Regions from separate parts of the Homo sapiens genome. Here region 1 is linked to region 2. Evidence: chromatin loops called from intact Hi-C (ENCODE). Cell type or tissue: PC-9. All regions are shown on one strand.

Region 1 (5,000 bases), 910 kb after region 2:
AGCAGGAGACAACTGGACATTCAAGAAGGCAGATTCAAGATTCAAGAAGGCAGGAGACAGCTGGAGATTCAACACCAGGTTGTTTCATTCATGGGGGGAGGGGGTTAGAGCAGGGCTCTTGGCCCCAGGAAAGGGATACAGCTGGGAATCACTTCCTTAATAAGTATTCTCTGACCTCCCTCCTGGCTTCCTGTTTCACTGGCCCTAACTCACAGTAAAGTGCTCAACACAGGTTTGTCAAATGAATGGGCTACAAGACAGAAATCAAGTTACCAGAAGCTGGACGCTAGATCAGCAAGCTAGAGCTAGGTAAATAAATGCTTCCAGGCCAGGGTTGGCAGCTCATGCCTGTAATCCCAGCACGTTGGGAAGCCAAGGTGGGAGGATCACTTGAGCCCGGGATTTTGAGACCAGCCTGGCCAACATAGTAAGACCCTGTCTCAACACAAAATAAAATTATCCAGGTGTGGTGGCTTGCCCCTGTGGTCCCAGCTACTTGGGAGGCTGAGGTGGGAGATTCTGATTCAGATCATCTGCAGTGCGGCCTAGAGAATCTGCATTTCTGAACCACATCAGGGAGGATTCTGAAGCCACAGGCTCATAGCTTCTGTTCTGAGAAAGTTTTAGGAAGATGAGCCCGGTGATCAAGAAAGAGGCTGAAGACAGAAGGATAGTTAAGAAGACATTGGGACCATCCAGGTGGGCTACATACAAACCTGCCTTAGAGTGGGAGTGCTGGGAATATGCCAAGGTCCTGGGAGTTTGGAGAAAGCATGTGGACACTGGGAAGGGATGGGAAACTGGACAACTTACTGATGCTTGTTAGTGCTTCTTAGGTCAAGCCATTTTTTTTTTTTTTTTGAGACAGGGTCTCGGTCTCTCTTTGTCACCCAGGCTGGAGTGCAGTGGCACAATCACAGCTCACTGCAACCTTGACCTCCCAGGTTTACATAATCCTCCTGACTCGGCCTCCTGAGTAGCTGAGACTACAGGCACACAATACCATGCCCAGCTAATTTTTATCTATATTGTAGAGAGAGGTTTCGCCATGTTACCTGGGCTGGTCTCGAACTCCTGGGTTCAAGTGATCCTCCCCACTCAGCCTCCCAAAGTATTGGAATTACAGGGATTACAGGCATGAGCCACAGTGCCCAGCCTTCAAGCTTATCCTTGATAAATGCTATTCATCTTAACTAATCAGTGTTCAGGCTCCTTATTTCAACTTCCTTCCTATGTGTTCAGCCTTGTGAAGCCAGAATCCATCTTTTTGACCGAATTCATAATGTCTTTGCCATATGGTCTCAAGGGCCTTGATGAACATGTAATCCTACTCTAGGTAGTTTCAGGGACAGAAGACCGCCTTCAGGACTGAGAAAAAAAAAAGCAATCTTGTGTTTTGGATGAATCCATGAAAAGGCTGATTAAGATTGGCTCTAGTTGGCTGGTTAGGTCCTATCAAGCTATGGTGTAGCACTCTCTTTTAAGACTTGACTGTTCTTCTCAGGTCCTTATAAGTTACATGAAATCCAGTAGAGCATTTTTAAGTCACAAAAACTGTTAAACTTTTCTTAGGCCCAGTTAGGCATCATTAAATCTTACTAATATTAGTGAAGTCACAAGATTGAACCAGGCATAATGAAAATAGAATTTGTACAACTTAATGAGATTTGATGAAGATTATTGAACCTTATTCTGTCCTTAAGGCAATAGGACTAAAATTTAAAAATTCAAATTGGATAAATGCAGAAGTTCATTTTTCTTCTTTTTTTTTTTTTTTTTTTTTTTTGTTTAAGTAAAGTGAGCTAGCTGAATTTACAAGCCCTGTGTGTCCCATTCCCCGAGGGCCCTCTGTGACTACTAATTTGAAAACTAATATGTGCTAACTTTTAATGGGTTACTCTCTCTCCTCCCTCCTAGGTGGCATAAATGCATCTTAATAGGGTCTTCTGGACATGCTCCTTTCACCCACAGAAGAGAACCTTGGAGTGTAGGCATTCCAGGCACCAAGCTAGGCCCATAAGGGAAGCAGCTAGACCTTTGGGGTCCTCGCAGATCTCATCAGGCAGACAAGCCCATACTCCAGCAATATTGGGTGGAGAGATGAGTGGGAAACGGGCGGGGCTGGAAGTGAGTCATCCTTGGCTAAGTGTGATAAAGTAGGTCCCCAATCAGCCAGAGACACCAGATAATGCCTTTTCATTGCTGGAGAGAGAATCTGTGACTCACTTGGCATTTTGTGGGTTACATCTTTCAGAATGTTTCTGTCACTGGCTGCATTCGAAGCTCAGAAGTAAACTTTAAGATAAGTCTTTATACATTTGATTATGTTACATTTGAAACACATTTGTTTTATTTTTTAGAAAGGTTTCCTTAAATTAGTCACAACAGGAAATATACTCTTTTTCTTGCAAATATTTTTAATTCTTGATCTCAGAGTCAGTCTTTAGCTACTGAAGATATAGGAATTCAGCAGACATCTAGTCCTTATGCTAATAACAGTAATAATGATTATTATAATACTATCAAACACATATAAAGTTTATTTTATCATGCCTGTAATCTCGGAACTTTGGGAGGCCATGGTGGGAGGATTGAGCTCAGGAGTTCCAGATCAGCCTGGGCAACATAATGAGACCTTATCTCTACTAAAATTGTAAAAAATTAGCTGGCAGTGGTAGCGTGCACCTGTAGTCCCAGCTACTCGAGAGGCTGAGGCTGAAGGATCAGTTGAGCTCAAGAGGTTGAGGCTGCTATGAACTATGATCACACCACTGCACTCTGACCTCAGTGACAGAGTGAGAGTCTGTCTCTAAAAAAATAAAAATGAAAAGTAAAGTTTATTCTATATCAGGCACAGTGTTAAGTGCTTTACAGATACTAACTCATTTAATCCTCACAACAACTCTCTGAAGTTACAGCTTTTATTTTCTCCATTTATAGGTGAAGAAACTGAGGCATGGAGAGGTTAGAGACTTTCTCAAGGTCACAGAGCTGGTAAATGGTGGAGCTGGGATTCAAACCCAGGCAGCATGCATATAGAGTCTATACTCTCAACCTATAACATCAGCAGTAATCAATTTTGTTGGGATAAACCATCCACTATATTCCTGTTTTGGAAGGGAATCCATGATACACTGCTGAACTTTTTCATAAAAAAAAAAAGAAATCAGGTAACAATGAGAACAATATGGTTTTATCCTTTTAAATAAATATATGTGTTTGTGTGTGCGGTTGGGTTGGAGGAAGAGCAGGAGGGAAGGGGGAGGGGGAGAGATAGCAGATTTGAATGTGGCTAGGACAAGGAGGTCTGGAGGAAATCATAATCACAGTAGTTATTTTGGGGAAGTGGGAGTTGTATAGGTAATTTCACTTTTTACTTTACATACTTATATATTGTTTTAATTTTTAAAAGCATGTGATAAAACACATACACACACGCACACACTCCAAGGAACTGGCAGGCATCAGCTATGTAAGACTAATGAAGAACTAATTAAGCTCTCACCTATAATTACTGACACAGCATGTGGCTGGGATTTCTGCAATCCTGAGAGAAAAGACCAGGTTCTCCCGTGCTTTCAGGCCTAAAAGCAGTGACTCTCACATAGTAGGTACTCAGTAAATGTTGTTTGTGGTGATATGGTATTGGAAAGTATGTTGTTTGAATCACATCCTTTTATTCTCTCAGACTCTGGGGTCATTATAAACTCCGCCAAGTTTTCAATACTTAGGAAATTTTGATCTGCTCTCTCGTTCCAGGGCTGACCAACTTTTTCTTTGGGGGGCAAGAAAATAAGTATTTTAGGCTTTTGGGGCCATAAGATCTCTGTTGCAACGACTCCTGCCACTGTTGCATGAGAGCAGCCAGGGAAAATATGCAAAGAAATGGGCGTGCTGTGTTCCAATAATACTATATTTACAAAAGCAGGCAGAGGGCTGCATTTGGCCCCAGGACAGTAGTTTTTGGACCCTGCTCTAGCTGCTCAGAACAGTGCCATTTGTACTGAGAAACAGCTCATTTGCTTTGTTTTCAGGATAGTTTTCTCCTGAAGTTCTGAGGGCTTTGCCCATTTGTGAAGGTCTGAGGGATGTACCTTGGAAATTGTGAGGTGTTGATCAAATTCCTTGGACACTTAAAACTGTCAGGCGGCCTCATTCTTGCCAAGTGAGAGATTTGAGTTGCCTTATTCCACAGTCCCAGAGGGTTACTTTCAGAGTCAGCATACTCTGTGTTTTTGCTAGAACTTTCTACAAAGTACTCGGCTTTTGTTTCTTTGCTTGGTTCAATCTCTAGAGAAGACAAGAGAGAAGAAACTTCCAGTCCACCTCTGATGGCCATTTGTGCAAAAGGAATATGCTGTCTCCCCTTTCCCAACTTTCAGTGTCAAAAGCAGTGTCTTCAGGTCAATGAATGCAAGAAAGCTGTGGGTTGCACATCGCCAACCTGGAATATTCTGTGGTTCTCTTCTGTGACTCAGACCCAGCATGCAAGTTTTATGCTTCTTTTTACCCCCGTACTCCACCCATGGAAGGAAACCATCCTTCCCATTGTGACAGCTTTATTAGACCCATCACCCAAAGGTAGTTCTGGTTGTACTTGGTTATCACCCCTATTGAGAATCCTAATTAAGTCCTGAGGAACCGAGCCAATTCGTTGTTTCTTCATTTTAGCTCCTCCCTGGGCTGCCTCAATAGCTCATTTCCTTAGCAGGTTTCCTATCTTTTCTCCACTACAGTTAGAGCGCCCTGCTCTCCATGAGTACCTACCCTCCTCAGGGGAAAAGGGAACCAAACTTTATTTCTGAAATATTTCAAGTTCTTGGACTTTATGTTCCTGTTCACAGATCCTCCCAAGGGGGTGTAGGATCTTTATACAATCAGGCCCTTTGGCAGCCCAAATATTGATCAAGAAGCAGTTGACAGGCAAAACCATGTAAGCTGATATGGTTAGACTTTTTGTCCCCACCCAAATCTCATCTTGAATTGTAATCCCCATAATC
Region 2 (5,000 bases):
GCCCTCTTCCAAGTGTACTTTACTTTCTTTTCATTTCTGCTCTAAAGCTTTTGAATAAACATCACTCCTGCTCTAAAACTTTCCTTGGTCTCTTCTTCTGCCTTATGCCCCTCAGTCGGATTCTTTCTTCTCAGAAGGCAGGAATCGAGGTTGCTCCAGACCTGTTTGGATTCAACGCTGGTAGCACAGATAACTTCAACCGCTAATATATTTATACAAACACAACCCAAAGAAAGCCAAACACCATTTCATAGTTGACAGTGTTTACTGTATGATTGTTATACCAAATAGGCCAAATATATCATGTTTGGACTTCAGAGGACTTAATATCTAAACTAGTAATTATGTCAGAAAAAAATATAATTTATAATTTAATTTTGGAAGCTTTGTCAAATATCAATGGTTTAAAACACTTGATATTATAAAATCAAATCCCAGGTCACCATGAGTCATTTAATTAGCCAAAACAATAACTCAAAATGTTTTAAAACGGAAAAAACCTTTACTCATTAAGAGGGAGACTTAGCTCTCCAAACAATCTGTCTTTTTTTCTTTCCCTTCTTCTTCCTACAGTTTATTCAAAAGGCAAACAAAAATCTTTCATCATTTCTTAATATCACATGAAAATCTTGTTCAAGAGAGAAAGCCAAATTTCACCATTGTATTAGTGCACTATTGATGTCAAACCCAAATCTTAATGAAACCTTATGGACAAATCTATCCAATTTTAATGTCTGACCATAAGGTAAGATTCTTATAAATCTTTTATAATTCTTTGCCAATTTTTGTTAAAGAGCAAATTAGTGCTGTAAGAAAACTCTGTTGTACTTTTTTTTTTTTTTTTTGAGACGGAGTCTTGCTCTGTCGCCCAGGCTGGAGTGTAATGGTGCTATCTCGGCTCACTGCAACCTCCACTTTCCAGGTTCAAGCAATTCTCCTGCCTCAGCCTCCTGAGTAGCTGGGATTACAGGCGCCCGCCACCACACCCAGCTAATTTTTGTATTTTTAATAGAGATGGGGTTTCACCATGTTGGTCAGGCTGGTCTCGAACCCCTGACCTCGTGATCCACCTGCCTCAGCCTCCCAAAGTGCTAGGATTACAGGTGTGAGCCACCATGCCCAGCCAACTCTGTTGTACTTTTATTCCAATGTTCAATTTATGGAAAAATTAAATAGTACCCCTTTAACTTTAGCTAATATGTTCACACACAGAATTTCATTTACAATTAATTTGTCACAAGCCTTCCATAAGTGTTCAAACCTTCAGATTTTTCTACCTAACTTAAAACATTATTATTTTAGAGAGGCAGTGTGACAACTGTTTGACTACCGCCTGATGGTCAGCTGACATTCCCAGTGGGTCGGCAAGAGCCCTCTCCTGCCCTGCTCATATCTGACTAGCGACCTACTATAACTGCTTCAGATATGGGACACTGTCTCATATGTAGGGCTGCTCTCTTCCACAAAAATGGTCAGACCAAGCTATTTCTCCAGGAGGTAGTTTAGCAGTCCCCAGCCTTTTTAGCATCAGGGATCGGTTTTGTGGAAGATAAATTTTGCACAGTCCAAGGTTGGGGATGGTTTCAGTTAGATTCAAGCTCACTACATTAATCATGCACTTTATTTCTATTGTTATTACACTGTAATATATAATGAAATAATTATACAACTCACCATAATGTAGAATCAGTAGGCACCCTGAGCCTTGTTTTCCTGCAACTAGATGATCCCATCTGGGGGTCATGAGAGACAGTGACAGATCATCAGGCATTAGATTTTCATAAGGATAGCCCAACCTAGATCCTTGCATGAACAGTTCACAATAGGATTCATGCTCCTATGAGACTCTAATGTTGCCAATGCTGACAAGAGGTGGAACTCAGGCGGTAATGCAAACGATGGGGAGTGGCTTTAAATATCAGTGAAACTTTGCCTGCTCCACGCTCACCTCCTGCTATGCAGCCCAGTTCCTAAGAGACCACAGAACAGTACAGGTCCGTGGCCCAGGAACTGGAGACCCTTGATCTAGCAGATATCTAAGTCTACGTTAGGTGAAACAGCGTGGGGAGTCTAGATGTCATTTTGTCATTTCCAGGAATGGGGGTCATTGAGAAATGCTTCCCAGAGGGTCGTTAAGACACTTCTATTTTTGTTTTGTTTTGTTTTGTTTTGAGACAGGGTTTCACTTTGTCTCCCAGGAAGAAGTGCACTGTTGCCCACTGCAACCTTGACCTGCAGGGCTCAAGCAATCCCCCCAGCTTAGCCTCCTAAGTAGCTGGGATTATGGGCAGGCACTACCGTGCCCAGCTAATTTTGTGGGGATTTTTATACAGACAGAGCTTCACCATGTTACCCAAGCTGGTCTCAAACTCCTGAGCTCAAGCAATCCACCTGCCTCAGCCTCCCAAACTGCTAGGATTGCAGGCATGAGCCACCGGGCCTGGCCGAATCTTTAAAACATTCCTGAATGCCAATAGCATCTATGTCTACAGACCATCAATCAACTCTAACCAGCTTGAGGGAGAGCTAGGTACAGTCAAGGATGTCACAAAAGCCAGGTCCCTTACCCTGGAATGCCTGCCTGAATCTTCAGAGGCCAGGAGAAGTCCTACCTGAAGAAGATCTTGAAGCACTGGAAGGTCACACTACAGTACCAGACTAATATTACATCCTTTTTTAAAAGATTCAGATACTGAGATAACAAACAATGAAAAAGAATGTCATGGGGAACAAGTCACCCATACAATTTTAGCCACCCTTGTTGATTTTTCAATTATGAGTCATGGAGTATCTGGAGGTCTCCACACCTAAGGGTGGATATCTTCATGAAGAACTAGCTTTGAAGCTGGTACACAGAACGCTCGCTAGAATGAGATAAATACTGGTTTCCTCAGGACTAAAAAATGCCATCATTCTCAGGGAATGTCCAACGGAAAAGAGCCACCTATCTGCCCTCCTTGAGAGAACTGAGATTACCATCAGTGTCCTAGTATGAGAAAAGACATTCCCATGAACTTATAAAGTCACAGATAATCCTGGCTTGTGGGCTTAGATAATTGCTTAGGCTTTCCATTACATTCTTGCTTCCTGGAAGCAGCTAGCTCAGTCCTGGTCCCTCACTCACCAGATACTTCACTAAGACTTTGCATTTGTCCATTGATTGTGCCAGGCCTCAGAGAAAAGGGTAGGAATGCCAACTTGTGTCTTGGGCCTGTTCAGCCTCCACTGGCTTTTCCTTCCGCGACGGCTAGGGTTTACGTGGAGGAAATGCTCACGGCTTCGGATGCTATGAAACTACTTCCGCATGATGGCAGTATTGTCCCAGAAAAGCCAAGTAGCGCTAGGCGCTCCTCTCCCGCCCATCACGTTTGAAAAAAATGCCATGAAGGGACAAAGACAACAGAAACTAAAACTATCTAACATTTTTGCTCAACTTGCATAAATGTATTCCACTCTTGGCATTTTGCTTTTGGCTTCCATTGTTTTTTTTGTTTTTGTTTTTTCTTTTCACAGACGGAGTTTCGCACTTGTTGCCCAGGCTGAAGTGCAGTGGCTCAGTCTTGGCTCACGGAAACTTCCGCCGCCCGGGTTCAAGTAACTCTCCTGCCTCAGCCTCCCAAGTAGCTGGGATTACAGGGACGCACCACCACGCCCGGCTAGTTTTTGTATTTTTAGTAGAGACGGGTTTCACCATGTTGACCAGGATGGTCGTGAACTCCTGACCTCAGGTGATCCACCCACTTCGGCCTCCCAAAGTTCTGGGATTACAGGTGTGAGCCACCGCGTCTGGCCCCATCGGATATTAAACTGAGATCTAATCCACTCACCCTCATCAAGCATCTCCTGTTTTCAAGAACTCAGTATTGGCCAGCCAGGATTGCTCCAGTGCACTCCAGCCTGGGTGACAGAATAAGAGTCGGGCTCAAAAAAAAGAAAAGAAAAAGAAAGAAAAAAAGAAAAGAAAAGAAAAAGAACTCAGTATCCGCACAACCAAGTCTTTCCCTTTCTGCTTTTTCACTCAGCATCATATCTGAAGGGTTTTATTGTGATATCGAATTGTCTTGTAATATTAGGGACAGACCTCAGGGATCCATGCCTACGGAAACAAACAAACAAAAAAGCAACAACAAATGTTTACCCCTAAGGTCTTGGAGAATAGCAAAGCTAAGCACCAGGCCATGTGGTTCTTGTCCTGACCCTCTGTCAGGCCTCTGAGCCCAAGCTAAGCCATCATATCCCCTGTGACCTGCACGTACACATCCAGATGGCCGGTTCCTGCCTTAACTGATGACATTCCACCACAAAAGAAGTGAAAATGGCCTGTTCCTGCCTTAACTGATGACATTGTCTTGTGAAATTCCTTTTCTTGGCTCATCCTGGCTCAAAAAGCTCCCCTACTGAGCACCTTGGAGCACCTTGTGACCCCGACTCTGCCCGCCAGAGAACAACTCCCCTTTGACTATAATTTTCCTTTATCTACCCAAATCCTATAAAACAGCCCCACCTTTATCTCCCTTCCCTGACTCTCTTTTCAGACTCAGCCCGCCTGCGCCCAGGTGAAATAAACAGCCATGTTGCTCACACAAAGCCTGTTTAGTGGTCTCTTCACACGGACGTGCATGAAATTTTGTGCCATGACTCGGATCAGGGGACCTCCCTTGGGATATCAATCCCTTGTCCTCCTGCTCTTTGCTCCATGAAAAAGATCCACTTACAACCTCAGGTCCTCAGACCAACTAGCCCAAGGAACATCTCACCAATTTTAAATCGGGTAAGCGGCCTCTTTTTACTCACTTCTCCAACCTCCCTCACTATCCCTCAACCTCTTTCTCCTTTCAATCTTGGTGCCACACTTTAATCTCTCCCTTCTCTTAATTTCAATTCCTTTCATTTTCTGGTAGAGACAAAGGAGACACGTTTTATCCATGGACCCAAAACTCCAGCGCCGGTCATGGACTAGGGAAGGCAGCCTTCCATTAGTGTTTAATCATTGCAGGGAC

Evidence for each region. Hi-C counts contacts between places; a loop is a spot of excess contacts. Peaks named below come from ENCODE experiments on the same cell type or tissue, not always from the same donor. Only the 100,000 strongest peaks of a DNase experiment are listed, where the experiment ranks them.
Region 1: a loop joins it to region 2, with 27 times the contacts of the local background. A loop is called at or near these places in 2 of 110 quality-filtered maps.

What each region holds. Positions count from the first base shown.
Region 1 is chrX:132,620,210-132,625,209 of GRCh38, forward strand. No RefSeq gene overlaps it. Among named protein-coding and RNA genes, the nearest start is that of HS6ST2-AS1, 45 kb to the right of the region's middle. In PC-9, no CTCF peak of the experiment used is centred here; a DNase peak (open chromatin) is centred at 2,192.
Region 2 is chrX:131,707,824-131,712,823 of GRCh38, forward strand. It overlaps FIRRE (firre intergenic repeating RNA element), which reads right to left. Exons shown (of 10, transcript NR_152876.1): 9 at 3,828-3,897. Among named protein-coding and RNA genes, the nearest start is that of FIRRE, 120 kb to the right of the region's middle. RefSeq lists an enhancer at 3,138-3,432. In PC-9, no CTCF peak of the experiment used is centred here; DNase peaks (open chromatin) are centred at 2,818 and 3,378.